Linked DNA regions of Homo sapiens: regions 2 and 3 are each linked to region 1. Evidence: chromatin loops called from intact Hi-C (ENCODE). Cell type or tissue: dorsolateral prefrontal cortex. All regions are shown on one strand. Each heading gives the region's core, and the rest is flanking DNA. Links, peaks and the distances in the headings are about the cores only.

Region 1 (11,049 bases), core at 3,384-8,383:
AAGGCAAAGAAGGAGGGCAATGTTATGAGCTGCACCCCAGCTTCATTAATAAACACAGCCGGCAACATGGTCTCCAGAAGGGCTACATGGAGCTACTCTATCTCAGGCCAGTCTGGTAGGGGGAGGGAGTGAGGGGACTTCAGCTGCTGGTTCCTCCAGTCTCCTGTCTTTCACTGCTCCAAGTTTTCCTAGGGGGAGTTGGATCCCTCCACTTCTTGGTTACACTGCCCAGCCTCTCTGAGCAGCCACTGGGAAGCCAGGGCTCAGGGAGCAGCACAGCCCCTGAATCTAGAAGTGCTGAAAGAGCCAGCACCTCTGTAAGTCTGGTCTGCTGGGGTCTAGGTACTGGCTCTGCAGGAGATCCCACAATGGTGAGAATGATGAGGTCCAGCCCTCAACCTTGAAGAGGCTGGCTGGGGCCATCACCAAGGTTAGGATATGCGGTGACAGTCAGGGCAGTAGCAGACAGAGCTCTCCATTCAAGAAGCAACCGAGGCCAAGGGGGCACATGAGGCCAAGTGAGCCATGGGAGGCTTGTAAACCCGGTTCAGACAGCTGAAAACACAGCTAGTGCTTAACTGGAGTTTCTGCTCTCCCGTGTAGCAGCTGTCTGACTTTGAGCAACTTATTTCTTAGCATCTATACAATAGTGGTGATAATATCCACCTCAAGGGATTGTTGTGAGGACTACAGAGATGGTCTATTTAATATCCCAGCATAAAGCCTGACACAAATTGTCACTTTCATTTCTCTCTTTGAGACCCTACGGCTGAGAGACCATGTCCCATATATTTTTGATTGCTTCTGTAACATACATGCATATGATCTCTCCCTCTCTCAAACACATACACATTTTTTTAAAACTTGGGGATGTAGAGTGAGGAATATAAGAAACGTTGAGACTTTCTAGGGGGTCTTATATCCTCCGAGTAATTTGAACAAGAATATTTTTATTTCCAGCATAGACTAAAATGGCTGATTGTCCAATTCAAGAGGAAAAGATAAAGCACAATTCATAAAATCATTTAACAAGTATTTGTTGAATAACTACTATGTACTAGCTATTCACATGTGGATTCTTCAACTGACCACTTAAGCTCTGGACATACAAACGTAGAGCCATGAGGAATGAAGATAACATTCATATAGTCAACTCAGCCATGGGATGGCGCAGATGCTGCTGAAGCCAATTTACTCTTATATCAGGACCACAGAATTAAGTCAGATTTCATTTTCTACAACATTTCACTTCTACAACTCCAGAGTGGCATGGGACTTTTCTTTTAATTCTTTTAGCAAATATTATGGCACTGAACCCTGAAGAGCATTCTGATTGAATATTATCATAATTGCCACTTAATTGGCAAAGATTTTTACAAAATGATGACATTCAGTGTTGGAGAGGTTGTGTGTATGGTGAAGGGAGAACTGGCTTCTAGATCATCAACCTTTTTTTCTCACTTGTTTTTCATAAACAACATATGTTGATACTTAACAAGCAGAAACGATCCCCACTCCCCCAAGGAAACGTGGCAATGGCAGGAGACATTTTTGGTTGTCACACTTGCAGGGGGTCAGGGGGCTACTTGCCAGGGATGCTGCTAAATATCCTACAGTACCCAGGACAGCCATCCTCACAACAAAGATTTGTCCCATCTCATAAAATGTCAGTCGTGAAAAAATTGTGAAGCCCTTACATACATTAGGTTTTCTTGACTTTGGGATTTTTAAACAGTGTTTTGAAATTGAAATAGTGATGTTTTAAATCACAAGCATTCTTATACACCAATAACAGACAAACAGAGAGCCAAATCATGAGTGAACTCCCATTCACAATTGCTTCAAAGAGAATAAAATACCTAGGAATCCAACTTACGAGGGATGTGAAGGACCTCTTCAAGGAGAACTACAAACCACTGCTCAACGAAATAAAAGAGGATACAAAACAAATGGAAGAACATTCCATGCTCATGGGTAGGAAGAATCAATATCATGAAAATGGCCATACTGCCTAAGGTAATTTATAGATTCAATGCCATCCCCATCAAGCTACCAATGACTTTCTTCACAGAATTGGAAAAAGCTACTTTAAAGTTCATATGGAATCAAAAAAGAGCCCGCATTGCCAAGTCAATCCTAAGCCAAAAGAACAAAGCTGGAGGCATCACGCTACCTGACTTCAAACTATACTACAAGGCTACAGTCACCAAAACAGCATGGTACTGGTACCAAAACAGAGATATAGACCAGTGGAACAGAACAGAGCCCTCAGAAATAATGCCGCATGGCTACAACTATCTGATCTTTGACAAACCTGAGAAAAACAAGCAATGGGGAAAGGATTCCCTATTTAATAAATGGTGCTGGGAAGACTGGCTAGCCATATGTAGAAAGCTGAAACTGGATCCCTTCCTTACACCTTATACAAAAATTAATTCAAGATGGATTAAAGACTTAAATGTTAGACCTAAAACCATAAAAACCCTAGAAGAAAACCTAGGCAATACGATTCAGGACATAGGCATGGGCAAGGACTTCATGACTAAAACACCAAAAGCAATGGCAACAAAAGCCAAAATTGACAAATGGGATCTAATTAAACTAAAGAGCTTCTGCACAGAAAAAGAAACTACCATCAGAGTGAACAGGCAACCTACAGAATGGGAGAACATTTTTGCAACCTACTCATCTGACAAAGGGCTAATATCCAGAATCTACAATGAACTCAAACAAATTTACAAGAAAAAAACAAACAACCCCATCAAAAAGTGGGCGAAGGATATGAACAGACACTTCTCAGAAGAAGACATTTATGCAGCCAAAAAACACATGAAAAAATGCTCATCATCACTGGCCATCAGAGAAATGAAAATCAAAACCACAATGAGATACCATCTCACACCAGTTAGAATGGCAATCATTAAAAAGTCAGGAAACAACAGGTGCTGGAGAGGATGTGGAGAAATAGGAACACTTTTACAGTGTTGGTGGGACTGTAAACTAGCTCAACCATTGTGGAAGACAGTGTGGCGATTCCTCAGGGATCTAGAACTAGAAATACCATTTGACCCAGCCATCCCATTACTGGGTATATACACAAAGGACTATAAATCATGCTGCTATAAAGACACATGCACACGTATGTTTATTGCGGCACTATTCACAATAGCAAAGACTTGGAACCAACCCAAATGTCCAACAATGATAGACTGGATTAAGAAAATGTGGCACATATACACCATGGAATACTATGCAGCCATAAAAAATGATGAGTTCGTGTCCTTTGTAGGGACATGGATGAAGCTGGAAATCATCATTCTCAGCAAACTATCGCAAGGACAGAAAACCAAACACCGCATGTTCTCACTCATAGGTGGGAATTGAACAATGAGAACACATGGACACAGGAAGGGGAACATCACACACCGGGGACTGTTGTGGGGTGGGGGGAGGGGGGAGGGATAGCATTAGGAGATATACCTAATGCTAAATGATGAGTTAATGGGTGCAGCGCACCAGCATGGCACATGTATACATATGTAACAAACCTGCACGTTGTGCACATGTACCCTAAAACTTAAAGTACAATAATAATAATAATAATAATGAAAAAGTTTTCAGCTACAAGAACCTTGGATGTTAACTTCAAAATACAAAGGGTAGCAGGAGTGATAGTGCTGCAGCGGTAGCATAGGTAGAGTGATGAGTTTCTAGGAATAAAAATTTATTTACATTTCATGGGTCAGAAAAGGATCCAGGGAGATATAATTGCAGGACAATAGACCAGATGATGTCTAAAGTTGCTCACAGCTCTGAAATTCTGTGATTAGATGGATGCTATGTTTTAGGTAATTGTTATTTAATGTCTAGGAATCTTAAGAAAATCCTTTTCTTATTCCTAAGGACAGAATTTGCAGAGGATGTGGTCTGCATAATCTGTTTTATGTCATTTAATATAAGAGGGCTAGAGAGGTCAATTGGAAATTTCAAAATGAAATGCTCACCAAATTCCCTAGTTCATTCACAACACATGTTTTAATTTGAATAACAAATGCAGTAACAACTTTCAAAAGTCTACAAAATATATCTAGATTAGGAAAGGGAATTATAGCAGAGGGAGGAGAATTATGCACCATCTGAGGAGAAAACTATAATCATGGTTTGCATTTTTAATGGCGGAAATGAGTTTTTGTTTTTATTTTCTTTTGGCTCTGATTTTCAAACTGCAATAGAGATAGGGCTTGCCACATAATGAGCAATGTTATGTCTATGAGACACCCTAAATGGACTGAAAAGGGATGGTACCAGTTCAATCTTTCCTCTGCGATTCTGCTTTTGATTAAACTTAGGTCTGTCTCCCATTTTTTTCCTCTCCTTCTTGATGGGGAAATCAATTGGCTGTTTTGTTTCAGTGTTATATATCCCATAAGTGTCATTCTCTAAGAACCAAATGAGCTTCTTGAAATTTTTACTTCTCCCTTGATTCATGCAAGAGATTTCAATTAAGCAGGCTCTCCACCAATGGCATTTCTTGTTTGTTACTGAAGCTCCTTCAACATGCAAATAACTGGCCCTTCAAAATTTCTTTTATATGTTTGGAGATGTCCCTCCAAAAGATTGATTGATTGGTGTTCTCTTTGCAGTGACTTTGTTTTTCTTCAACTAAAAATTGAAGATTGCACTAAAAGAGTAATAAACTTTAAAAACTCATGGCTCCTGGAGTGAAGTTATCAGCAATGGAGTAACAACCATTGAGACTACTTTGCAGAACCATATTTCTAAAGCCTCATAATTAACTACAAAATTTGAAAGAGAAACACCTAAGTGGACGTGGTGAGTGAGATGGGTGGGAACAATTCTCTGAGAAAGTAGAGTCAGTCCCATGTTTTGATGAGAATTCCTGTGGTACAGCCCTGCTGAACCAAGCTTGGCGGAACATACTTTTTTTTTTTTTTTTTTTTTTAACAGAATGAAAGAAGGACAAATCATGAAAGAAGACAGATCTAAAAACAGACATGATTGGTATGCAAAGGGATGAGTACAGAACACTTGAAGGCTGTGTATATCTGAGTAAAACACTTATTTTCTAAGCCTTCTGTACAGAATCTTTATTTCACTGGATATAGGCAGCACCCAGAGAACTTTGTGGGGAAAAAGTCAACACAATAAAGAGATACTAGAGAAAATTGTTGTGATATTTATGAACTGTTTTATGAAAAACTTCTCCTTGAACATGAAGCTTAACACTGTAATAGTGACTTTGATTTATTCTGCTATAGAAACCTAGCAGAGAAGGTTAACTTAAGATAACTTTGATTATTCCTACGACATTAGCTCAGAGAATATTTTTTGGAATCTTCATCAGCACTCAACAACAGGAGCACCAGGTAACGCCATTTACTGAACAACTACTATGTGCCACACACTGCATTAGAGGTTTTCTTTATACATTTTTTATCAATTTTAATTTATCACTTGGATTTTATATGGATTTATTCGATTCCTACAATAACATTATAAAACATTATCTCCATTTTAAAGATTCAAAAACTGAGCCTCAAAGAGATTAAATAACTTGTCCAGGTTGTGTAACTACATTGCAGAGCCAGGATCCAAATCCACATCTGTCTGCATCAGACAGATGCAGATGCCAAGGCTGGCAGGATCAGATCTTAGCTGGGCACTTGCAGAACAAAGCAGGGCTTTTGGAAGTAGTCTTAGGATGGACCCCCAAGAATCCTCAGAAACTGTGCCAAGCCAGGTCCAGATGCAATATACTGAAATATTCTTTATCTTCTTCCCCATTTGGGGACCTTAGTAGGTGATTCTGTTTCTCTGCATGATGCATGTACCTTGCTGGGTGGCTGTGGTTGTTGGCAGAAGAACCTTCCTGCAGACTGGCCAGGAAATCAGAAGGAGCAAGGGCAGGCAAAGTTGACTGCAAGAGGCAGATGACTTCCCAACTCCTATGGGTCTGTGTGGGTTGGTAGCTTAAAGCTACAGGGAAACTGGCTACTGCCCAGCAATCCTCTTTGTCTATTGTTGACTCTAGTTGCACCCCACAGCAGCCTTCTAAACCTCTTTGCAAATAACCCTGCCTTTTAGTTTGCTGAGAGGATTGAGGTCATCTAGCATGGATTCTGTTTTTCTCCTCTCATCACTATTCGGTCTCCCTCAGGAATCAAAGGAAGAGTGGGCCTAGCCTCCTTCCAAGAGCCTCTCTGAGATGGGAGAATGGATTTCTGATATGGGCCATGTCTGGTCTGGCACTTCCTAAAGAAGCTGCTCTGGTTCTGTCCCAGAGTTCCAGCCACCAGCACCCACACACATGGGCCCAGCTTAGCTGCCCCTCCCTCACAGCCCAACCAGGGCTTTGGCCCCCTATCCCCTTTGACTGAGAGAAAGCATTCCAGACTCCTTTCCCAGAGCCCCTTGATCTGGCTGTCTAATTAGGAGACAGTCGATTCAAAGCCAGACCACTAACAATAAGAAGGGAGAGGCTCGGTTTCAGGCCATGCAGGAGGTTGTGGTTGAGAGAAAAGGGCCCAAGAGAAAAGAATCCAAGTCAGTGGTGGTAATCGGGGTTCGGAACAATTCTTTAGCTGAAGGGAGGGTGGCTGCAGTGGCCGATTGTCTAAATTTTATAGATTCAGGTACAGCCCCAGAGCAAACATCCTTAGCTTGACCAATGTCCAGATCATGAGCAGATATCAAGTGCCCAATATTCTGCTCGCTAATCTTTGGGTACTATGACAGAACACTTCTAAAATTAAGTTGCTGCAGAAAGCACTTACTTCTATTGGGGGTAGCTGAAATAAACCCCAATGTAGTAAATACCAAGAGGATTTAAGATTTCATTAAGATGATACTGACTAGATAATGCATTGCTTCTCAATCAAAAGTTGCTTAAGAAAGGGATCTGTAGCCCAGAAAATAGGGTGATTAATAGATTTCGTCAAATAAATAAACTTTTAGAATATCTCTTGAGATCCATATAGATTGGACCCAATCTCGTATACCACCTACAGGATGCAATTCAATATAGATATATTGAACACCTACTTTGTTCTAGGTATTAGACTGATCATTGGAGATGCATGGAAGCAAGATTAAATCATATTGGCTTTTCTGTACTTATTAAACCACTAGTGAGGACTAAAATACTTTGAAATGACTTGGTAAAGAAAGCGTTAAAGGGAGAAAATGAGAAAAATGATATGCTCGTTTTAGACAAGAATTACACTGTGCAGTTCTCGTTTTTTCTCTACTGCACCTACAGCATTCTGAGCCCAGCAGTTAGACAAATACTCGTCAAGCTGAATTAACCAGAAAATTAAATTAATTAACATACCCTTTTCCCCTTTCTATTTTCTCTTCTCTCCTCCCAGCATTCCAGCAATTTGAGGCTTTGCAAAACTACAAAGTAGTGGCATTGAGATTTAAAGCTTTGCCAAGAAAGCTTCCAAACTAAAGAAATTCGTTAAAGCCTCAGAAGTCAAATTTCAGCCTCATGTGACATTGGTACCTCTCCTAATTACAGGCTCCATTCTCTTTAATGCTCGAGTGTCTCCCTGCTACAGAGCTCTAAGTGGTACCCTGAAAGCCTGAAAAAAACCCGCTGTGCTGCCTGAGCAACAGATGTGTGACTAGGGGCTAATTTAGGCCCTGGGAAGATCAGGCTCATTCTATTTTCTTTTATTATTTTTCCTTCTCTTTCCTTTTATTATTACTTGTTTAAGTCCATGTGATTCATCCTTTAAAAAAATTTATCTCCTGCAATTTTGACGTTAACTACCATGGCCAAATATGGTCAGTTCATAATTATTGTAAGATTCAATGGAGATCAAGTGGAATCAAAAAGAACAGCTTAGAAGATGGAAAACTAAGGGGAATGCATCTTGCAGTAGGAAGACAGGACATTATGATGAGAGATACCACTAATAAAGTAGAAAAAGCATTTGGATTTTAGATTTTAATTTTATTTATTTATTTATTTAGAGACCGTCTTGTTCCGTTGCCTAGACTAGAGTGCAGTGGGATGATTATAGCTTACTGCAGTCTCTAACTTCTGGGCCCAAGTGATGCTCCTGCCTCAGCCTCCTGAGTAGCTGGGGCTACAGGCACGTGGCACCATACCTGGCTAATTTTTTATGTTTAAATTTTTTGTAGAGACAAGGTCTCACTATGTTTCCCAGGCTGGTTTCGAACTCTTGGGTTCAAGTGATTCTCCTGCTTTGGCTTCCCAAAGTACTAGAATTACAGATGTGAGTCAGTGCTCCCAGCCCAAATTTCTTTTTAGTTAATACACACATTTAATGTTGCCAGTAGTGAGAAGCTTAATGTTTATTAAAAAAATTTAATTGGATTAGTGGACAATCATTCTGGATAGTAAAGTAGCTGCTAGAAAAATTGTGCTAATGTTTCCCCCTGTTGGAGAAGTGGACTCAAAGTAAGGATGACTTGGGGGAAATAATTTAATTCAGTCAAACACGGCAACGTCTCTGCCCTCATGACGGAGGAAGCGCCAAGAGACTGCTAAGACAATCATTACTTCATTGTGGGAAGGGCTGTGATGGAGGTGTGCTTGGAGGTCCTGGGGGCCAGGCGGTGGGTACGTGTGGCAATGTGGGGCTCGGGGAGGTTCTGAACAAGTGAGACTAAGCAGGTGAAGAAAGGAAAGGAAGGGCATACCAGGGAGAGGAAGTGCCGTGAGAAGAAATGAAGGTAAGAAAGATGTAACTTCTTTGAAGAAGATGAGGGTGCCTCTGCCTTAAAATCTTGGGATTATTCTGAGAAGGGGAGATGTCCTTTTCTTACAGTTATCTGAAGGCTTTCTTGGGATTTTAACACCTGGTAGCTGACTATTCTCTACCAGAAATCCCTGGGCATGTGTCTGTAGTGAGTGGGTGCTGTGATGGGCACACAGGAATGTGACAGGTGGGCTCATGTGCATGGCACGAGTTACCATTTATTAAGCATTTACTATATATGCTAGGTAATAGGCAAAGCATCTTGCAAACATCCCAGTTAAATCCCAGAACAATCACAACGTAACACTTTCCCAAGGAAAGAATTTAAAGGGCTAAGTACTTACTTAAGGTCATACAATTAGGGAAGAACACATCTTGGATAAGAACTCAAGTCTGTCTTACTACAATGCCTGTGCTCTTAAGCATTAAGCTATTTCAGCTCTGCAAGAACAAATCCTATGTTCCTAGTTATCCCACATTCATTTGTTTTTCCTTCCTATTTTTAGCTTGAGGGTCATTTCCAAATTCAGAGCCGTTTAAACAACCATCCTCATTTTTTCCCTTACTCACTATTCCCAGGTCTATAACTTTGTGTTAATATTGTTTGTACCAAGTTCCCAAAACACCAAATTGATCTTTGTTTCAGGATAATTAACTTATTAGCAAGATGGCTATGACAGGCTTGATTTAAGAAATAATTACAGAATGAAAACAGAATGGGGGCTTGTTTAACAACTTAATAGCCACTGGGCTACTGGGCTCTTTGTGTAATTGAACAATTTTTCCCCAAGTTTTAGGAAAAGTATAAATGAAGCAGGAGAGACAAAGAAAATTATGAGACTGGAAATCAGATTTACAATAATGGAATTGACATTTACCTCCATGGGCAGAGGAAGAAAATATGCAAATAGATTTAAAAATCCTTATAAATGCTTTTGATGCTAAGACTTTATGTGAATTTAGCTGACTCAACTCTATGGGTAGTTACTCTTCTTATTCTTCCACTAAAATGGCAGAAGAATTGGCTTTGACAGGAAGCAACATGTAGAAAAAGAGATTACCTGCCATCCATACCTATATTTTATTTTCTGAATTGTGGATCATACAGAAAAATAATTTTTTAGCCACATATCAATGAACTATGAACTCAGCAAGTTCAGAATCATGTATAGCCTAATGTTGATCCTGTTGAGTAAGAATGGTATTGATAGATCTTTCAGGCAGTAGTTGAGTTGGGCTGATAGAGGGGATGAAGAGGAGTGAGTCAGGGGATATAGATAAGAATCTTGGGATTATCCGAGAAGAAATAGACGATGCTCTTTCTGGCTTCCTACAGTTATTTGGAGGCCTTCGAATAACTTCTCATCCCATCGAAACCTGTTTATATGTGTCCTGGCTCAACCTTCTCTATCACTTTTGTTTGAGGTTATGTTTTGTTTAGTTATGCCTCTTTTATTTTTTTCAAATATGCTTGAGCCTTCCAAAGACATTTGCAATGAGAGATGCTGTTCTGCAAAGATGCAGCTTCACTCAAAGACAAAGTGAGCACAGGCTCTGAAGAGCCTCTTAGCCTTCTGCTGCCTCAAGCCACATCTGCTTCTCTTTATATTTTCACCTCTGCAACCATGGGCATGGTCAGCCTCCTCTTAAAGGGGACTGGAATTGATAAGCTTACCTAAGGCATAAAAGGCACATAGTCTTTGCAAAGCAACAGATGCCTTCAAATTTTTATAGACAATATTCCACTTGGTACACATGGTCAATAATAGAGACAGAAGCCAACTAGAATTTGTTAGAAGCCTCAGGGAAAAAAGCTAAGCCTGTGAAAAACAAAATTAATGCCAATTTTAAATGCAACCCTCAGGCTTTGCAGAATGAGTCAAACTTGATCACACAAAAACAAAGGCAGTATGTCCACTTTTACAAAATGACAAAGAGACTTTGTAGGATATTTGGAAAGTTTATCACATTTTGCAGGACCCCTTTTCTTCCAAACAAAGCTCCATTCTTATCCTAAAAAAAAAAGAATCCATTATGTCTCTCAGCAGTGTAGGAGATCAATATCATGTTTGAACTCTCCCAAAGTGATCTCCTTCTTTCACTGCAGGAACAAATGAGGGAGAGGAGGGCCCTCATATTCACTTTTAAAATTACTGAGGGGAGTGCAGATTTAAAGGTCTCTTGTCCTGAGTATTCTTAGATCCTGTGTCTCTTAAAAGCTATGTGAGTTACAATTAATTTTTTGGTAAACTTCCCAGTAAATTCTTGAATTCGCAAGCTCATTGGAAGTTTTTAACAG
Region 2 (11,049 bases), core at 1,010-6,009, 130 kb before region 1:
TAATTACCTGCTCTCCTGGCCCCATATGCAGCTTCTTCTAAAAATGTTGGTTATCACAAGAAATTGAGGCAAAGGAGCCAAGAGCCAATTGTGAACGATGTAAAATTATAGAAATTCAAAGTCATTGAATCTTAGCTCTAGTGAATAATCTCACAGTCCAGAGTCAGTGGCAGAGCCTACGTCTCATCTATGCCTCCCTCCCTCCCTGCCTTCTTCCCTTCCTCTCTCCCTCTCTCTCTTTTTTGGGAAAAAGGAGTTGTTTTCAGCAACTATAAGGGGATCTGTGAAAATTATATGACCACCTTTTTATGGTCTATATGACGACAGATATTTAATTTTGATTGAAATAGAAGTGAAGAGTAAGGGATTCATAATTTGGTCCAAATTCTTGTTGTTGTTTTCTTTGAGACAGGGTCTTGCTCTGTTGCCCAGGCTGGAGTGTAGTGGCACAATCTCAGCTCACTACAGCCTCCACCTCTGGGGCTCAAGCAATCCTCCCACGTCAGCCTCTTGAGTAGCTGGGATTATAGGCATGTGCCACCATACCCAGCTAATTTTTTGCAGAGGCAGGGGTCTCACTATGTTGCTTAGGCTGGTCTTGAACTCCTGGGCTCAAGCAATACACCCGCCTTGACTTCCCACAGTGTTGGGATTACAGGCATAAGCCACTGTGCTGGGCCTTTTGGCCCCAGTGCTGCAGCTGCACAGAGTTCTAATTCCCAGATCCCTTAACTAAAATGTTCTCAGCTTTTTCTCTTTTCTTGGAAAAAAAAAAAAAAGGTAAGCGGCTCATTTCAGAGGAGAAAGTGAAGTGACTCGCCTTGTGTAGCTGTGTTTTTGTCTCGTAGTAGGCGATCACGGGGATGGACGCTCGGTAGTAGGCTTCTAGGCGCTTGGCGATGGTCTTGGTGGTGTCGTCCACAGGCAGGCTGCTCCGGCTCCTTTGGAGAAGGCGGTTGGTCATGGTGTCTGCCGAGCAGTCCATACAGATCACCAACTGTGGGTCTCCAATCTGGAGATGGGAGTGGAGCACAACACAGTCAGAAACCTCACCCTGCTGATGTTCTGGAAAGGCCCAGGGCCTCTGGTTTTTCCTTTCTTGGCCTTCTGGTTCCCTTCAAGGTCCCAGCATTACACTATGGTGCAGCTGGGACTGGACTCCATAGCTCCCCCCTTCCAGGTCAGTTCCCTTCTACACACTGCCTCAGAGCTGTCTCTTGCCCTCAGCTTTTAGGCCACCTCACGTGATGCAGACGAGTATATGCCACCCACTGCAGCCACTGTCTGTCTTCTTCTGCACTGAGAAGAAAGGAGTATGTATGTGTGAGGGGGTGTTTCCTCTAATGTGAAGCCTTTCCTGACCACCTGAGGCACAGCTAATCACTTCTCCTTCAAGCCACCGTGATATAACAGCCACAGGTGGCATTCTGTGGCTGTGCCTGTACTGTGTCAGGTGAGTGGGGCATAATGCTTTAGCACACAGAGGCTGGAATCAGGCTGCTTAGGGTCAAACCCTGGTGTCATGACTTGTCTCCAGGATGGGCTTCATCAATTCGTTATCTCACTTTACTTGTAAGCTACTCTCCCACTGAGACACAGAAACACCTTGAATCTGACCTGTAACTATTTTGACCAACAGACTGTAGCGGAAATAATGTCCATGCTTTTAGAGTCTAGGTCACAAGAAAGTTTGCAGTTTCTGTCTGGTTTTGTGGAACACTTGCTGCAGTGGGGAGTCCGCTGCCATCTAAGATGTCCAACTATCCTGAGACTGCCAGGCTGAGAGGAAGCCCAAGTTAGCCATGTGGAGAGGCCATGTGGACGGAGATGCCCTACCAGCCCCCAACTGTTTTAGATATCCCAGCCCTGGCTCCAGACATGGATCTCAGCCCCAGCCACTGTCTGAGTGCAATTGCATAAGGAACCCCAAGTGAGAACCAGCCCGCTGAGCCCCATAACTTCCAGAACCACGAGAGATAATAACAAATTGTTCTTTAAAGTTTTTATTTTCTTTTCTTTTGTAAGAGATGGGGTCTCGCTCTGATGCCCAGGCTGGAGTGCAATGGCTATTCATGGCATAATTATAGTGCACTATACAGTCTTGAACTCCTGAACTCAAGTGATCCTCTTGCCTCAGCTTCCGGAGTAGCTGGGGCTACACACACATGCCACTGTGCCAGACTTACATATTGTTCATTTAAACTGACTTCCTCATTAACTAGAAGTCTGACTCAACTTCTCTGCATCTGAGTCTTCTCATTCATACAATGAGGATGATCATAGGATTGCTGTGAGGATGAAATAAAATTAAATAAGGTAACATACGTATGCTCCTTGGCATACAGCAGACACTCACTAACGATTCACTGTTACGCTTATTTCCTCTATGAGGCTTAGGTTCCCCGTGTGCAGGGATTAAGAATTCTCTGCTCCTAGTCCCAAGTCTTGCACACAGTAGGTGATGAAGAAATGTTTTAATGAATGAGTGATGGTGGTATGATCTGTGTTATGAGTCTCCCCATCTCCATATCCTTCTCTTAAATGTTCTTTTGTCTCTGGGACATGCTTACTTTGCATCCTCCTCCAACCCTGGATCAGAGGAAACCATTACTCCCCCTGACCTTGCCACATTCGAGCTGTGAGTAAATGAAGGCTTGCCACCACTGTAGAAAGTGTGTGGGGTGGGATGAGAACAAAGTTCAGTCAAGAAGAGGATGTTTAGGCAACACGGAGAACTCGTAATATCGTGAGTTGCCAGACAGTGTTGGTCAAACATTTATCTACCTCCTCTGAGGGGTGTACTTTAAGGAACAGAGTGGAAACATTCTCCAAAATCGACAACAGTGCAATAAACCTCTGGAATAGGTCATGCGACTTTTCTGTCTGTATTAATTGGAAGGAAAAAAAAAAAGAGCATTTGTGCAGCAAGAAAGGCTGGGTGAGGGTTTAGGAAAAAAATGACCCTTGTTCACCAGCAGAGGGCGAGCTTGGGAGGCGGCTTAATGTTCTCCCTGAAACAACTTTGGGTTAGGGTTGCATGAGACAGCCAGGCGATTTTTCCAATTGTGGGGTTATTTTCAGGCCATTTGTGGGGACAGGAAAGATAATTCAGGGACACAGGTACAAACAGAGATTATATGTCACTGAGCAGGAGCCGGCAGCAAATGACCTTTTAGACCAAAATAAGCACGGGGCAGAGAGGTAGCTTTTTCTTCCACACTGATTCCCAAAGTGTGGCCCACGGACCAGCAGCATGTCATTTGGAAGCTTGTTAGAAATATAGACTCTCAGGCACAACACGCGACCTGCTGAAGCAGAATCTGTTTTTTTTTTTTTTTTTTTTTTTTTTGGTGACAGAGTCTTGCTCTGCAGCCTAGGCTGGAGTGCAGTGATGTGATCACTGCAACCTCTGCCTCCCAGGTTCAAGCAATCCTCCTGTCTTAGCCTCCCAAGTAGCTGGGATTACAGGTGTGCACCACCACACCCGGCTAATTTTTGTATTTTTAGTAGAGACGGGGTTTCACCATGGTGGCCAGGCTGGTCATGAACTCCTGACCTCAAGTGATCCACCCACCTCAGCCTCTCAAAGTACTGGGATTACAGGTGTGAGCCACCGCACCCAGCCTAGAGTCTGCATCTTAACCAGATCCCTAAGTGAGTCTTCACAGCATCATAGTTTGAGAAGCTACTCTGACAAGCCATTTTCCTGTGCCAAAACTAGGGGGTTTGACCTAACCTCTCTCTCCTGGAATCAGCACTCTCTTCCTATATAAAAAGCTATCGATCAGTTATTCTATTTGGAAGTGACCTGAACCATTTGTTTTTAATACCTAAAATTTTTTGAAATGTTTCAATGAGATACCATCTAATTTTTTTCAAAATGCTTCGCTATGTATCATTAGAAAGTCCCTTGGAGTAGCTGTCTGGTTCCTAGCTCTGCTCTTGTTTTCACCGGACTGTGGTTAGTCTTCAACATCAAGTAAGCAGACGAGCAGAGAACTCTGCCCTTGGCTGAATGAATCAGAGACTTGGGGACATTGGCCTGCCCCCAACATCACCCTGCTGGCACCCTGGGGCTCTGGCACCAGCCTCACCGGATTCTCCATGGCCTTTGGTTTTCAGGGGACCTTAGTTAGAGCACAAGTGCCCTTGGAAGGGCTGCTGAGATGCCATCAGCAACATTTCAGCAGCTGGCTATGCTTCACTGTGCTAAGGGCTTTACAAACAGCCATCCCATAAGCCCTCTGGCGCTCTTGCCGGGAAGTATGATTATTCCCACTTTAAGGATGAGGAAATGGAGGCCCTCAGAGGTTAACCTTCCCAAGGTCACTAGGGACTAGTGAGTGACAGGCCTGAAGCAGATACATGTAACCCCAAAGCTTGGTGACCTCACCCTGATGGAGAGAGCCAACGCCTTCAGAATGAAGTTTGGGCAAGAAGCTGAGTGGGCCAAATGGAACCAGGAGAGGGGGGTGGGGCCGTGGGAAAGGGAGCGAGTGGGGTGGGGTGCCTACTCACTTATTTTATTTTTCAGAAGCTGCCTCTGCTGCCTCTTGGGATCTAGTGGGACTGAGAGGTGACAGCATGCTGGCAGCCCTCACAGCCCCCGCTCGATGTCAGCGCCTCCTCCGCCTTGGCGCCCACTCTGGCCGCGCTTGAGGAGCCCTTCAGCCCGCCGCTGCACTGTGGGAGCCCCTTTCTGGGCTGCCCAAGGCCGGAGCCGGCTTCCTTAGCTTGCAGGGAGGTGTGGAGGGAGAGGCGCAGGCGGGAACCGGGACTGTGCGCAGCGCTTGCAGGCGCGTGCGCAGAGCTCCAGGTGGGCGTGGATTCCGCGAGCCCCGCACTCGGAGCGGCCGGCCGGCCGGCCGGATGGCCGCAGGCAGTGAGGGGCTTAGCACCTGGGCCAGCAGCTGCTGTGCTCGATTTCTCGCCGGGCCTTAGCTGCCTCCCCGCGGGGCAGGGCTCGGGACCTGCAGCCCCCGCCATGCCTGAGCCTTCCCCCCCACCTCCCCCTGGTCTCCTGCGCGGCACCAGCCTCCCCGACGAGCGCAGCCCCCTGCTCCACGGCGCCCAGTCCCATCCACCCTGAGGAGTGCGGGCGCAGGGCGCGGGACTGGCAGGCAGCTCCACCTGTGGCCCAGTGCAGGATCCACTGGGTGAAGCCAGCTGGGCTCCTGAGTCTGGTGGGGACTTGGAGAACCTTTATGTCTAGCTAAGGGATTGTAAATACACCAATCGGCACTCTGTATCTAGCTCAAGGTTTGTAAACACACCAATCAGCACCCTGTGGATAGCTCAGGGTTTGTGAATGCACCAATCAACACTCTGTATCTAGCTACTCTGGTGGGGACTTGGAGAACCTTTGTGTCCACACTCTGTATCTAGCTACCCTGGTGGGGACTTGGAAAACTTGTGTCTAGCTCAGGGATTGTAAACGCACCAATCAGCACCCTGTCAAAACGGACCAATCAGCTCTCTGTAAAATGGACCAATCAGCAGGATGTGGGTGGGGCCAGATCCTAGCCTGCAGTGGCAACCCGCTGGGGTCCCCGTCCACACTGTGGAAGCTTTGTTCTTTTGCTCTTTGCGGTAAATCTTGCTACTGCTCACTCTTTGGGTCCACACTGCCTTTATGAGCTGTAACACTGCGAAGGTCTGCAGCTTCACTCCTGAGCCAGCGAGACCACGAACCCACCAGAAGGAATAAACTCCGAACACATCCGAACATCAGAAGGAACAAACTCCGGACACGCTGCCTTTAAGAATGGTAACACTCACCGCGAGGGTCCACGGCTTCATTCTTTAAGTCAGTGAGACCAAGAACCCACCATTTCCGGACACAGGACCACACTCATCCTTGCACCCCTCAGGGCATGAGGGCAGCCCACCAGCACAAGGACATGAGCATTGTGGACTGTGATCATGGTTTTGCTTTGGTCATTCCAGCAAGTGGAGCGGGAGGAGAAGTTTGCCCTCCTGCCCTCTGACTCCACCCCCACCTTAGTTTTCTTCTGATTAAGTCAGAATGGGGGTTAGGCCACGTTTACCAGTGGGCAGGAGCTCTCCATGCCATCCAGGAACTCTTTGTTGAGAATAACAACTATCTTATTCTTGGTGTATGCCTCAGTTTCCTCATTTAAAAATGAGGATAATAATAGTATTTGACTCACAGGACTATTGTGAGGGTTAAATGAGTTTGTACATGTAAAGCGCCTGACTCACTTCAAACACTACATAAATGGGAGCTAATGTTATTTAAGGTGGGCTTTGCAACATAGTCATCCTTTTGACCTGTAAAGTATCCCACTGGTCAGATTTAGGTCTAGAAAGAGTCAGCGGCCTCACTCAGGCTTTTAGCCTAAGTCGCATGCTACAGCATGTTTACCAGAGTCTCCCTGTGCTGGCAGGAAAGGGCCCTGGCTGAAAAGAAAGTGGCATGCCTATTTCTCATTTGCTCTCACCTTGAGGTATGTCCCCTTGGGGGAACCTCACTAGAGGAGGAATATCTGGGTCATTCCAGCATTCCTGAATACACAACCCTAATGATAGTAATACTACTCAATTGATATATAACTTCTCCCCCCACACACCATTACGCAGCTCTAAGTTCTGCAGTGAACCGGGAATCAGAAGAGAGCAGAAACATCTCAAGTGAAAAATCCTATGTGGCCTCCAGGGCTCCCCACAATTCTAAACAACTAGAACACACCAACTGGACATTCCCTTGGCCAGACTCAAACTTTGTGTATGTGTGCATATGTGCACGTGTGTGTGTGTTAAGAGCTCATTCTGAAGATTAGAATACACTTATAAACAGAAACACTGGTTCTGTCAATGAAGTGTCATGAGATAGTTGAGAGTAGTAAGGCAGAGGGATCACTGTGAAGCCATCATTCCCACCTCCACGAGAGTTATGTACATATTCTGGCTAAAGGCAGAATTTCAGCTAAGAGTCTTTTGGGAGGGAAAAGCCAAGAGCAAACCCATGCATTCTACTTCTATTAATATGACTTCTGTTAATATGACTTCCATTAATATGATTTCTGTTAATATGACTTCCATTAATATGACTTCTGTTAATATGACTTCCATTAATATGACTTTTGTTAATATGACTTCTGTTAATATGTGGTTAATTTGGCTGATGTTGAGTATGAGATTGGCTTAATACAGGAAAGCATTTCAATTTCACACCAGGGAGTCAGGCTAAGCACAGAGCCCTTCTCAAGATGGTAAGAATCTATAAAATGGCTCACGCCTATAGTCCCTGCACTTTGGGAGGCCGAGGTGGGCAGATCACGAGGTCAGGAGTTCAAGACTAGCCTGACCAACATGGTGAAACCCCATCTCTACTAAAAATATAAAAATTAGCTGGACGTGGTGGTGGGCACCTGTAATCCCCGCTGCTGAGGCAGGAGAATCACTTGAGCCCAGGAGGCGGAGGTTGCAGTGAGCTGAGATCACGCCATTGCACTCCAGCCTGTGGGACAGAGCAAGACTCCGTCTCAAAAAAAAAAAAAAAAACCTATAAAACGGGGGTCCTAACACCTGTTAAGTAGGACTGTAAAAATTAATCAAATGAAATGTGTAAAGCATCAAGTTCAGTTTCTGGCGCATTGTAAGTACTCAAAAAATAATTACTATTCCTATGTTCTGTATGATTTTAACTAAGCAAAAACAGGCAGAACAAAGCTTGGGGAGAACATACATTAAATATTAATAGGTATTATCACTGGGTGGTTAGTTATTCTTTGTTTTATATTTTTGTGTATTGTTTCATACTATATAATTTTTATTTCTATAGTCAGAAAAAATACACATTATTAAAAAAACTGTAAAGACTTATTGAACACCATATGTAGGCTTATAAGTGTGTAAAGGCACTTGTCAAGGATCCCATCCAATCTTCCCAACAATCACTGAGGTATGTATTTCCAACCAACATTTTGTAGAAGAGGAGAAGGAGATCTACAAAGTTAGCTGACTTGCTTACCAGCCAATGAATTACAAAGCCAGGCTCCAAATACAGGCCTGTTCACACCAGAGTCACTATAACCAGGGGTTCTCAGCTGGAGTGGGGAATGAGGATGGTGATCAGAAACCCTGACTCCTCCCTCATATTCCTTCTGCCTCATTACACACATCTACATGCATACATGCATTACATACATGTACATATACACAGCCCCTCCCCCAGTAATCATTCTGTAAACTGAAGGTATAGGTTGTAATTCAACAGGGATAAAACCAGCTTGGGGAATAGAAGATAGGAAGGTAACAGAAACCACACATAGACTTACCCTTAAGCTGTGGACATTAGTTTGCATTTGATTTTTAGCGATGTCATATGCAGTGTCCAAGGAAATCCTCAAAGGACCTTGTATCTCGGAGAACTCAGCTACAGGTATGCAAAAGTGTCAGCCTAACTAACTGAATTTTTAAAGGAACTGATGGTCCAATGCATCGGACGCATCAATCTCGGTGACACAGAAAGGCTGGTGAGATTTTTGTGGGCTGGTTAAAACCTCTCCAGGCTTGAATGGACCTCAAACATAGTTGCAGGCCTGATGCACTAGGGGAAATACTATGCTTTCAACCAAGCTGATTACTTTGAATCTCTGGGGAAAATCAGATGTCTGCATTTGTCTTTGTCAAATTTCAAATGAATTTCTTGCTTGTAATTTGGAGGGGAGCTACAAATGAAGGGCCCTGCAGGGCATTAAGGAGTCAACAGTAGCTCATTCTGTGTTTGTAGCATCTTTGTTCATCTGGTCAGGTTTTATTATTATTATTATTATTTGAGATGGAGTTTCACTCTGTTGCCCAGGCTGGAATGCAGTGGTGCGATCTTGGCTCACTGCAACCTCTGCCTCCTGGGTTCAAGCGATTCTCCTGCCTCAGCCTCCCAAGTAGCTGGGATTACAGGCATGTGCCACCACGTCCCGCTAATTTTGTATTTTTAGTAGAGACGGGGTTTCGCCATGTTAGTCTGGCTTGTCTCAAACTCCTGACCTCAGGTGATCTGCCCGCCTCGGCCTCCCAAAGTGCTGGGATTACAGGCGTGAGCCACCGTGCCCGGCCATCTGGTCAGGTTTAAAGCAGGAGCTCATTCTGGAGGGCTGGATGTGTTCTCTTGCACACCTGCTTAATTGATACTAGAATCTTCTAAAGTTACTGTACCCAGGGACAAATCAATGTCACTCTTGGTCTCTGTAAGTTCCTCCTAGCAGTATGTAAGAAATCATCTTTGTAGATGTCTAAAATCTCACTTAACGGTTGTATGCTCAGTAATGAAATGTGTTACCTGTGTGTTGTTTGAAATGGAATCATGAATTTTAGCATTGAGTGTAACTGTCCAGTCACCATGTTGATGACTTTCTTGTTCCTTAGTTCTAGTTAGGCTTCTTCTCTGCCACATTCTAAAACCGGTCTGAACGGGGACCACAGTGGGAGAGGAAGTTTTTTGCTTTACTTTAGGGAAGATCACATGGACCATTTGAATTCATACTTACGCCAGAGGACAGACCAATGGGCTGCATAGAGCTCTGAGCTCACCCTAACTGGGTTTTAAGCAAAGGAGGAAGTGGTGATGGAGCAGGAATTTTAGAGGCTTGTATGAGGTGTGATTAACAAATGAGTGATGCTAAACTAGATAATATTTTATAAACTTTTATAGCTTAGAAGACATTTATGCATGTTATATGATCTGATGTTTACAAAACCTTTTAAATAGGTGTTAACAGGTATTATTATCTCCATAATAAATGACAGGTGAAAACCTAGATTTTCTGACTCCAGAGTACACGAGTGACATGCTTTTAATGATTCCACCTTGGGAAGGTCCAGGGTTGTCATTGCTCAAAATGATGTGGAACCCCATAGGCGTTAAGTTCTGGGGTTTGCCTTCAGACTCAATTTTAAAATTCCCCAAAGAAGAATAAGGATTATAATTTAATTTTGTTGTTGTTGACCGAGAGAGAGAGAGAGACCTTATTTATTTACTATACATCTTGTCCTCGATCATTTGAGGGTTTCAAGAGAATGTTCTACCACCTCTCAGAGCAATTAAAAAAAAAAAAAGACTTGGCCAGGCGAGGTGGCTCAAGCCTGTAATCCCAGCACTTTGGGAGGCTGAGAGGGCAGATCACGAGGTCAGGAGATCAAGACCATCCTGGCTAACACGGTGAAACCCCATCTCTACTAAAAATACAAAAAATTAGCCAGGTGTGGTGGCGGGCGCCTGTAGTCCCAGCTACTTGGGAGGCTGAGGCAGGAGAATGGCGTGAACCCGGGAGGCAGAGCTTGCAGTGAGCCAAGATCGCACCACGGCACTCCAGCCTGGGCGACAGAGCGAGACTCCGTCTCAAAAAAAAAAAAAAAAAAAAAAAAAAAAGACTTTTATTCCCATCGCTTCCAAACATGCGCAGGACCTGTCCTGACTTTCCTGGAGGGTCTCTCAGAGCTCTTCTAACCTTAAGTTCAAGGGCAAGGTAAGTGGGAAAAGCCTGAAACACTGTTGACCCTGCAGCAGTTATTACACATCTACAATTGTATGTTAGTGTCATGTTTACACAACTGCCAATCCTCATAGACAGGAAGCTTCTCAACGTTTGTACCACACCTTCCTCTTCCTTTCCCCTCCAACCCCCCAGCCCTGCACAGGCCTTGATTCTAAGGTGGTGTAAGAAAAATACTCCTGTTCCTCAGTTACTTAGAATGTATCCCTAGGGACTTATCCACAGCCTAGACGTTGGCTAGAAGATTAGAATAAACAAAATCTAAAACAATCCATGGAAGGCTTAATATTGCTAAGATGTCGATATTACCCAAAGTGATCTACAGATTTAATGTAATCCCTATCAAAATCCTAATTTTTTTTTCCAGGAATAGAAACATCATTTTAAAACCATATAGAATCTCAAGAGGCCCTCAATTGCCAAAACAATCACCAAAAAGAACAACAAAGCTGGAGGTCTCACACTTCCTGATTTCAAAACTTATTACTAAGCTACAGTAATCAAAAGAATGTGGTACAGGCATAAAGACAGA
Region 3 (10,233 bases), core at 5,234-10,233, 120 kb before region 1:
TTAAAAAAAAACGAGAAAACTGTATATGAAAAATGTTTCAAAACTAGTCTGAAGAGATATCTCTATAAATATGAATTTCTTTTAAGTTCTCAAGTCAGTATTTGTTTAACAATGAGGCCAGTTTTACCCTTCTTGCCTGGACTTGTAAGATTACAGGTACTCTCTATAAAGTGTGGGCACAGGATCTGGCCCAGAGTGGGTTCAATACGTGGCAGCCACAATGGTTTTTACTTACTGCTGCTCCCCTGTGAGTATCCCTGACCCACCCTCCTCACTAGGAGAGGGTGGGCAGGGAGGTGGGATGGTGGGAGGATAGTGGGAGGGTGGTGTGTAGTTCTGATTCTGCCTGTCCAGCACCCATTCCCCCGTCTTCTTGTAAGGGCAGCCCTACTTTTCCTGGGGGTAATTTTCCTTCCCTGTGTGGTTCAGGTGTGGTGCCCTTGCTCCCTCCTCCCTTCCCATCCTTCCTTGGTCCTCCAGGCTGGGCCAGCCAGCGTATTCCCTCTTCTTCCCTCTCGGCCTCAGTAATTGGTTCAGTGATGATGGGACTGTGACCAAATCCAGGATAGGAAACACAACTCTGGGTCTTTTGCTGGACCCACTGGGAAACAGAAACACTTTTCTATGAAGCCACTTAGATGGTAGAAGGTAAGCCTTGATCAGGAAGAAAATGAGACCAACACAAAGGAAAGAGAATTAGAGAGAGAGAGAGAGAGTCAGACAATTGATGAACACATTTGGATATCTGGAGTCAACCAAATCTAAACCACTGCTGGGTGTTTTAGTTACTTAAGTCAATAAATCTCCTTTTTTTAAATTTCTAGTTTGAGTCAAGTTTCTGCCCCTTAAAGTTTTCATTAATGTAATTGGGAAAGAAATAGACTTTGAATTATCACCCAACCTCAAGGATGTCCCCTATTTTTCTTCTGGAAGGATGCCCGTAACAACCACTCACCCTGCGTCCGAACTCTTCCCCTTGCTTCACCTCCCGAGGATAGCCGTCAATCAGGAAGCCCCTGGTGTCCCCGAGGCTGGCCACCATGGCCTCCTTCAGGAGCTCCAAAACGATGCCCTGGAGCAAAGCGAGAGTGGTCAGGACCTGAGCTCTTTCACAGAACACTAGAAGTACCCCAAGTCTCCTTCAGTCATCCACTGAGGGAGGGAGGAAGGTTCAGGTAAGGTTAACAGCAGACAGCAATTGACCATATTTCATTTCACTCTTCCACCTCCACCCCATATTTTAATATCTATGAAATTGGCAGGTATTTATAATCAGTTCTGAGTCATAGTTTAATTGTTAGTGTTTTTTTCTTACTGGTATATTCTTACCAGTTATCTGTCTTAAAATATTGGCATCTTAGATTAGATGAGGTAAGGTAGCTGCATTTCATATGGTAGCACTCCATGAATTAGGCATAATGGCAATTTAAAACTAGACAAAACATGGTATAAAAAGTATTTTACTGGCCGGGTGCGGTGGCTCATGCCTGTAATCCTAGCATGTTGAGAGGCCGAGGTGCGTGGATCACCTGAGGTCAGGAGTTCAAGACCAGCCTGGCCACCATGGTGAAACCCCATCTCTATTAAAAATACAAAAATTGGCCGGGCATTGCCGTGGGCACCTGTAATCCCAGCTACTCAGGAGGTTGAGGCAGGAGAATCGCTTGAACTCGGGAGGTGGAAACTGCAGCAAGTCAAGATCCTGCCACAGCCCTCCAGCCTGGGTGACGAGCGAGACTGTGTCTCAAAAAAAAAAAAAGGTATCTTACTGTTAACTTTTTTTCCAGTAAATATTTTATAAAATTTGACATCTACTGACTTAAAAGACTTTAGGTAGATGTAAAGTAGCATTTTCAAGTAACATCACTTTCTTTGTTGAAAATTTGTATTTAGCAAGTGCTATGGTAAATGAAGTAGGAGAAATACACCAGAGTCTGGAAATTGGTAGAGGAAAAACGCAATCAGCTGCCAGTGGAGGAATTCCCTTTTCGTGGGCTCTCTGGCTTTTGGCAGGGGCTTGGGGAATGCGGCCATTGCAAGTGTGGTTAGAATCTATCCCTAGATAATCGTGAATGAAGTCCTCATGAAGTTTATATTCTAATGAAGAAGACAGACCATAGATGAACAAATAAATATATAATGAAGAGTCAGCGAAGATAACTGATAGGTACAAAATTAAAGCAGGACAAAGAGGTACAGAATGCTAGAGGTGTTACTTTCTATAGGGTGGTCAGGGAAGGCATCTGATAAAGTGTAACACTGAAGTGGAGATCTGGATGAAGTCAAGGACCAAACTATGTGACTGTATGAAGGGAGAGCATCAGGCTGCAGACACAGCAAATGCAAAGGCCCTGAGGCAGGAACAGGCTGACTTGTGGGAGGAACAAGGAGGCTAGTGGTGGGTGGGAGTGAGCAAGGTGAGAGTGGTGAGAAATAACACTGGAGAGGGAGCTGGAGGCCAGAGCTACAGAAAGGACTCTGATTTCATCCTAAGTGTGGCGGGCAGCCATTGGAAGGTTTTGAGGAAGGGAATAACACACTTTGATAAATGTTTCAAAGAAATCATTCTGGCTGTGTCAGAAGTGTTTGAACCAGAGCAACTCCATCTTGAATAAAGGCTGGATAAAATAAGGCTAAGACCTACTGGGCTGCATTCCCAGAAGGTTAAGGTATTCTCTTTTTTTTTTTTTTTTTTTGAGATGGAGTTTCACGCTGTTGCCTGGGCTGGAGTGCAGAGGCGTGATCTTGGTTCACTGCAACCTCTGCCTCCCAGGTTCAAGCAATTCCCCTGCCTCAGTCTTCCAGGTAGCTGGGATTACAGGTGCCCGCCACCATGCCCAGCTAATTTTTTGTAGTTTTAGTAGAGATGGGGTTTCACCATGTTGGCCAGGCTGGTCTCAAACTCCTGACCTCGTGATTCACCTGCCTCGGCCTCCCAAAGTGCTGGGATTACAGGCATGAGCCACTGCGCCCTGCCAGGTTAAGCATTCTAAGTCACAGGATGAGATAGGAGGTCAGTACAAGACACAGGTCATAAAGACCTTGCTGATAAAGCAGGTTGCAGTAGAGAAACTGGGTAAAACCCACCAAAACCAAGATGGCAACAAGGGTGACCTCTGGTTGTCATCACTGCTACACTCCCATCAGCGCCATGACAGTTTACAAATGCCACAGCAATGTCAGGAAGTTACCCTATATGGTAAAAAAGGGGAGGCATGAATAATCCATCCCTTGTTTAGCATATCATCAAGAAATAACACATAAAATGGGTAACCAGTAGCCCTTGGGGCTGCTTTGTCCATGGAGCAGCCATTCTTTTATTCCTCTACTTTCTTAATGAACTTCCTTTCACTTTACAACTTGCCCTGAATTCTTTCTTGCACAAGATCCAAGAACCCTCTCTTGGGGTCTGGATTGGGACCCCTTTCTGGTAACAGCTGCTGTGAAAAGAGGAGACTTTAGGGAAAAGAGTGGGCTCCAGGAGGCCAGCTAAGTGGCAGCTGTAATGGTCTGTTTTCCTTTCATGAGGACCATTCTGGCTTCCAGGTGGGAAACAGAGTGCAGCTGGTTATAGAGAAATCAGACAGCTCTGTTGCTAACAGAGACTGTATCATACGGCCCTCATTACAGAGCCTATCATGGGACCCAGTGTGGCAGGGATGAATATTTCTTGATATCCCTACCATTCAGCTTCTTAGAGATGGATGGTGACTTTAGAAGAAAAAAGATAGAAAAGGGGATATTCTTAAATTACACAAGAAGATACCAAATTTCAAGATAATCATACCTCCCAGAACTAAACCAAAGCATTATTTTATATTTTCTGGGGGTTTCTAATTCTAGGCTCTGCTGCACCACACTCACTTCTATTTTGAAGCCTTTCCAATTCTAAAGTGGGATGAATTTAGGGGAAAAATGTGAAATTAGGCCAACATTTGAGGGCCTGGTAGAGCAACAAGATGGAAGGAGCCTGGGCCAGCTCGACCTGGTTGAGTAGAAGGTCTGTCTGCTGTAGACCTGCCTGCATCTGGATTGCTGCAAAGGAGGGAAATAATATACAGCTATTGTTTCTTTGGGTTTCTTAGTTCCAGCAGCTCAGATTCATTACAAAAACCCCAAAGGTCTCCCCAGACAGGAAAGGCAGTAATGTGGGTCAGGCCATGTTGCTTACTGAGGGCACCAGGTCTCCACGTTCCATAATGTCTCTGATCAATTTGCTTCTTTCAGATTCTGATGCCAGTTCCTCACGCAGGAGCTCGCCAGTTGAGAGATGTGTAAATCCATATTTTTCCACCAGCTTTTCACACTGTGTGCCTTTGCCAGAGCCAGGACCACCTTGAAAAGAAGTCATGTGTCAGACATGCATTCCAAGTCTGGTGCCTCATTTTTAATGGTAGTCACCATGGTGAGCAAGCCTCAGTGTTCCAGTCACTAAGCATGTATTGGGAACTTGAGATTTGCTATACCAGGAGCTGTGCTGAGAGTGGTGGATGCAAGTGGAGAATGGGATGCAGCCCTTGCCTTTAAAGAGCTTAGATTATCCATGAAGCGGGAGGGGGCAGGTGTTACAGAAAAACAAGCAGTTACTTTTCATAGACCACTTGTAACCCATGGTCACAGGCAGTTAGTGAAGATGAGTACAGCCTACTATCGGGGCACAGAGGAGGGGTACTTGGCTCCGTTTTGGTAGAGATGCAAAGTCAGAAAAGTTTCCTTGGAGAACCGAACCCACTCATGTGCAAAGCACTGGCCACAATTCCTGATACTTAGTGAATGCTCAACAAATGCTAGCTTTTAATTTAAAAAAATAAGTGTTTTTATTTTCAGCAATCACCAACTTACAGAAGGGTTGTGAGGACAAAGAACTTTCAGAAACACTTGGGAATAAGTTGCTAATTGGATGCCTCTTTACTCCAGAACCTTTTAGTGTCATTTCCTACAAACAAGGAAACAAGCATATCCTCCATCATAATGATATCCTTGGACCCCTACAAATTTCAACTGAATTGTCCCAATTGACTCAATAATGTCCTCTGAAGTCAATGGGTCAAGTTCAGGATCATACATTGCCTTTAGTTGCCATGTCCTTCTGCTTTCCTTCAGTATAGAACAGTTTCTGTGGGTTTCCTTGACACATTTGAAGATTATGAATAGTTATTTTGTAGAATGTCCCTCAATATGTTTTATTACCTTATTTTTTTCCTTAGCTATTATCAATTCTGAGTATCTGCCATATCCCTTTCATAATAGTATGTCATAGGATTTTATGTCTGAAAATAATAATAATAGCTGACCTTTATCAAGCGCTTACTGTACCAGCCATTATTCTAAACATTTTAGGTATTACGTACAAGGTTATATAAAATAACCTTAAGAGGCATGCACTGTTATTATTCCCATTTTACAGACGAGGAAGCAGAGGCACAGAGAAGTTAAATCCATTGCCTAGGCTGCACTGCTAGTGAGTAGCAAGCCTAGGATTTGAAGCCTGGGCTCTGACTCTCAGAGGTGTTCCCTTCTCTCCTCCCCATTGTGGCCACATTGACCTGGCCACACTTCAGGTCCTCATCTTCTCCGCCTGGCGTATGGCAATCACTCCACCTCTGCATGTCAGAATCGGAGGGGCTTTGGAGCCCCACAGACTTGCTAGCAGGATGATGTGCCTGGAAAGCAGGGCACTCCCACCTCCATAGCACTCAATGGCCTCCTATGCTCCCAGAGTAAAATTCAAATTCCCTACAGCAGCACCCCAACTCTCCAGAATCTAGTCCGACTTTACCTCTCCAGCATCTTTCCCCGCTATTTCTTCTTCTTCTTTTTTTTTTTTTTTGAGATGGTCTTGCTTTATCGACCAGGCTGGAGTGCAGTGGTGTGATCTCAGCCCACTGCAACCTCCACCCCCCAGGTTCAAGTGATTCTCCTGCCTCAGCCTCCCAATTAGCTGGGATTACAGGTGCGCACCACCATGCCTGGCTAATTTTTGTATTTTTTGATACAGACAGGGTTTCACTACGTTGGCCAGGCTGGTGTCGAACTCCTGGCTTCAAGTGATGCACCCGCCTCAGCCTCCTGAAATGCTGGGATTACAGGCATGAGCCACTGTGCCGGGCCCCTCTCCCCATTTCTTACCCTCCTCCAGCACTGTCATGTCCAACTAACACAATTCTTGGACTTTCAATGCTTTCCATGTGCCTGGAAAGGAGGGCACTCCCACCTCCATAGCATTCAATGGCCTCCTATGCCCACACAGACTTTTCCAGGCTACCACGCTTTTGTTCTTCTTGGTCCTCAGCTTGAAAGGCCCTTCCTTCCTCCTCTTCTCTTTGTTTTCTCCCCCAGCTTTATTGAGGTATCATTGATAAAACTATAAATTTAAGATGTACAATGTGATGTTTGATATACATATATATTGTGAAATAATTACCACAATCAAGTTAATAAACCTCCACCTCACATAATCTTTTTTTTTTCTGGTGCTGAAGACATTTCACATCTATTCTAGCTAATTTCAAGTATACAATACAGTGTTGTTAACTGTAGCCATCATGCTGTACATGAGGTCTCCAGAACCACATCTCCTCACTTCCCTAGCCCCTGGCAACCACCATTCTTACAATCTGCTTCCATGAATTTGACTTTTTATGATTCCACGTACACGTGAGATCATGCAGTATTTGTCTTTCTGTGCCTGGCTTATTTCACTTAGCATAATGTCTTCCAATATGTTGTCACAAATGGCAGGATTTCTGTCTTTTTATGGCTGAATAATATTCTATATTCTAGCACATTTTTTTACCCATTCATCTTTTCTTTCTTTCTTTTTTTTCTTTGAGATAGGGTCTTGCTCTGTCCCCAGGCTGGAGCACAGTGGCACAATCACAGTTCACTGCATCCTTGAACTCAAAACTCCCGGGCTGAAGCAATCCTCTTGCCTTGGCCTCTTGAGTTAGCTGGGACTACGGGTCCCACAGGTGCACATCACCACACCCAGCTAATTTTCAGATTTTTTGTAGAGACAGGGTCTCTTGCTATGTTGCCCAGGCTGGTCTTGAACTCCTGGCCTCAAGCGATCCTCTCACCTCAGCCTGCCAAACTTCTGGGATTACAGGCCTGAGCCACTGTGCCCGGTCACATTCATCCTTTTTTTTAATGATCAAGGTCGTCCTCAGCCCTTAGGTCCAGATCACATGTTTCCCCCTTCTGGCAGGAGCCAGACCTCTCACCCTCAGCTCTGTTGGAGCCAATGCTGTAAACAGCGCCGGGTGCTCCCTGCCTGTCTTACTCTTGGGCTGCAGCTCCCTCACTGGTCGCCGGCCCTGCAAGCTTCTCTGGGTGCCCTGAGCACATCACACAGCACTTTGCACATCGTAAGTGCACCATAAATGCCTGACAAAGTTTTCTTGCTAAAAGGAAACATTTACCATCAGCATGCAAAACATGATTGAAATTTTAGTATGGTAATGAGGATTTACAACTCATTCTGCGGTTTTCCTGGTTTGCCTTTTTTCATACTTAAAACTCCTTTCTTTGTGCGGTTGGCAACTTCCCTCTTAAGGGACAACATTAGTTGTTGACCCTTTCTAATAGAAGGGCCCCTCCTTCCCCCTTCTTTGCCTTGCCAGAAAATCCAGGAAAGGTCTGAGTTTTCTATCTTCTGCTCATCTATACAGCTGCTCTAAGCCAAATGGGGAGGAGGTCAGACCCCTCATAGTATTGTCAGGGAGTCAGGGATGGGCTGGATGTAATAGGAAAACAGCAATTATGGAGGCTCCCCAAAATAATGCAGACCACTTAAAGAAGCAGCCAACTGCCAGCTAATGCTATGTTTACTGTAAGCACTATGCCTCCCGTCTCTCAGTATAATAGGAATGGAGAGTGTGGGAACAAGGTGGCCACTCTGGAGAAGTGGTGCTTCCAGGTAAATGACTAAGGGGTGCAAGTGGCTGAGCTCCTGAAAAGGCCATCAGGGCTTCTGTGGCTGGATTTACCTGGAAATGCTTTTCCTGGGATGGTTGGGAGCCCTCCATGTGGAAAAGATATTTTCAGACTTGGCTTACAAGGCAAAAATGCCATGTTCCAATTATTTTCTTCCTTTAGCATCCTGCTAATATGACTATTACAGTTTTTGTTCCTCTAAAATGTTATTTAATAAATCTCGACACAAAGGCAATTAAAAATCTTCAGCTCAAATTAACAACAGCTGTGTGTTGAACAGCAGCCGCTGCCCCAGTTAGAAACTTTCGTGGGAGCAACAGCTGCAAATTTTTAGCATTCTTTGGCCAAATGGCGCAGGCACTGTGGAATTTTAAGTAATCTACACAATAGCTTGATTCTTCCCTTGGCTCCAAACTGAAAAACAAAGTGATTTTATCACTGCAGTGAAAGCACAAAAACTGCTGGTAGAAACATAAATTTTCATATACTGCCACCGACATATCTTTGAGGTCTTAACTTATGACTTTTAAATAAAAAAACAATGGGGCCTTGATATCCCTCCAGGATAATTTGTTACCCGGCAAAAGATATTTTGAGGAACCGCATCTCAGAATGAGTGGGCTGTGTCCTCTGGTGGCAAGACGACTGATGACAGACAGGAGCTGTCACATTTACTGTCATCTCACTCATTTTTAGTGTACCATTACCCAAGGCTCGAACCCCTGAATAAGCCCATACACCATACCACGTGATATGATTCACAAAGAGATTGTGGAATATGAGATTCTATTTTGAAGTTGTCTGTGAATACCTCAAAAAAAGGTGGAAAAATGTAAAAAGCGTTCCCTGTGAGGCCAAAGGTGCTATATATTGTGAAAAGTGCATGTACTGTGAACGCCCAATTTGCATCTGAGTAAGTCATTTCCCTACAGGTCTCGACAGCATTGCCACAGAAGGAAGGGAGGGGAGAGACTGTATGGGAATTGCCAGCCCAGGGAGTCTAAGTCTGCCTTCTCTTCGGTACCTGGTGTTCTTTGAGAAGTAGAACTGAAACCATCTGCATCACCTCGGCATGCCCACGTGGGTCACGTTTTCCAGTTTGCTTTGTATTGACAGGAGCAATCCTCTCCTGTGAGATAGCTCCTGGATTCAGCATCCTGAGCTGGACTCCTTAAGATAAGGACCAGCCTCCGCCTCCCAGGTTCAAGCGATTCTCCTGCCTCAGCCTCCCGAGTAGCTGGGACTACAGGCGAGTGCCACCACTCCTGGCTAATTTTTGTATTTTTAGTAGGGGCAAGGTTTCACCACGTTGACCAGGCTGGTCTCGAACTCCTGACCTCAAGTGATCCGCCCACCTCGGCCTCCCGAAGTGCTGGAATTACAGGTGTGAGTCACTGGGCCTGGCCTAAAATGACTTTTGTTGACATTTTATTGCATCTTACTAACTCCAGGATGTTACCTGGAATTAAGCATGAAGTTAATTAACACAGCTCTTTTTAAAGAAACATCTATTGGACAGCTAGAATGGGTTTGACACTGCTAAGCACTAGAAATAAAAAGACCCAGAACTGGGTCTTTTCCATCAGAGAGGTCACAATCTAGTGGGGAGGATGGACAGGGGAACCATCATCACAGCAGTGTGATAGGTTCTATGAGTGGGGGCTGTAAACACCATCGCAGAAGCACTGGCTGGGACTCCTTAGGAAGGGGAAGGGTAATTAATCACCTTTGCCAGCACAAGGAAAGTGTGGGAAAGATGGCATAAGGCTGAGCCTGGTGTCTTCAGTAATGGAACTTGGAGCATGAAAGGGCTCTGCATCTGCACAGGGGTGGAAGTGGAGGAGTATGAAGTATCATGAAGGGCACGGGATGGGTGATCTGACAATCAACACTGGTTCCACCACTTACTAGTCACGTGGTTATAGAGCAATCTTTTAATTTCTCTGAATCTTAGTTTCTTATCTGTAAAATGGGGGGAAATAATCACCAACTTTCTGCCTCATTCCACTTTAGGGTCTCCCTCCTCATCTCCCATACCTGATCAGTTGCCAAGCTCTGTCAAGTCTACATTTGAAAAGTCTCCAGCTTCATCCATATCCCTACAAAGGACATGAACTCATCATTTTTTATGGCTGCATAGTATTCCATGGTGTATATGTGCCACATTTTCTTAATCCAGTCTATCATTGTTGGACATTTGGCTTGGTTCCAAGTCTTTGCTATTGTGAATAGTGCCGCAATAAACATACGTGTGCATGTGTCTTTATAGCAGCATGATTTATAGTCCTTTGGGTATAT

What was found. Peaks named below come from ENCODE experiments on the same cell type or tissue, not always from the same donor. Only the 100,000 strongest peaks of a DNase experiment are listed, where the experiment ranks them.
Region 2: a loop joins it to region 1, with 5 times the contacts of the local background. A loop is called at or near these places in 6 of 110 quality-filtered maps.
Region 3: it touches region 1 in a loop (8-fold over the local background); 5 of 110 quality-filtered maps call a loop at or near these places.

What each region holds. Positions count from the first base shown.
Region 1 is chr1:77,394,848-77,405,896 of GRCh38, reverse strand. The region is part of intron 6 of AK5 (adenylate kinase 5); the gene reads right to left. Among named protein-coding and RNA genes, the nearest start is that of AK5, 120 kb to the right of the region's middle. In dorsolateral prefrontal cortex, for the core only: no CTCF peak of the experiment used is centred there; a DNase peak (open chromatin) is centred at 5,997; H3K4me3 peaks cover 468 bases; H3K27ac peaks cover 4,842 bases.
Region 2 is chr1:77,525,810-77,536,858 of GRCh38, reverse strand. It overlaps AK5 (adenylate kinase 5), which reads right to left. Exons shown (of 14, transcript NM_174858.3): 13 at 821-1,012. Among named protein-coding and RNA genes, the nearest start is that of ZZZ3, 150 kb to the left of the region's middle. In dorsolateral prefrontal cortex, for the core only: CTCF peaks have their summits at 2,779 and 2,979 (motif pointing right); a DNase peak (open chromatin) is centred at 2,998; H3K27ac peaks cover 3,553 bases.
Region 3 is chr1:77,512,666-77,522,898 of GRCh38, reverse strand. It overlaps AK5 (adenylate kinase 5), which reads right to left. Exons shown (of 14, transcript NM_174858.3): 11 at 4,172-4,335; 12 at 956-1,072. Among named protein-coding and RNA genes, the nearest start is that of ZZZ3, 160 kb to the left of the region's middle. RefSeq lists an enhancer at 7,586-8,554. In dorsolateral prefrontal cortex, for the core only: CTCF peaks have their summits at 7,199 (motif pointing left) and 8,300; DNase peaks (open chromatin) are centred at 7,268, 8,238 and 9,014; H3K4me3 peaks cover 1,524 bases; H3K27ac peaks cover 5,000 bases.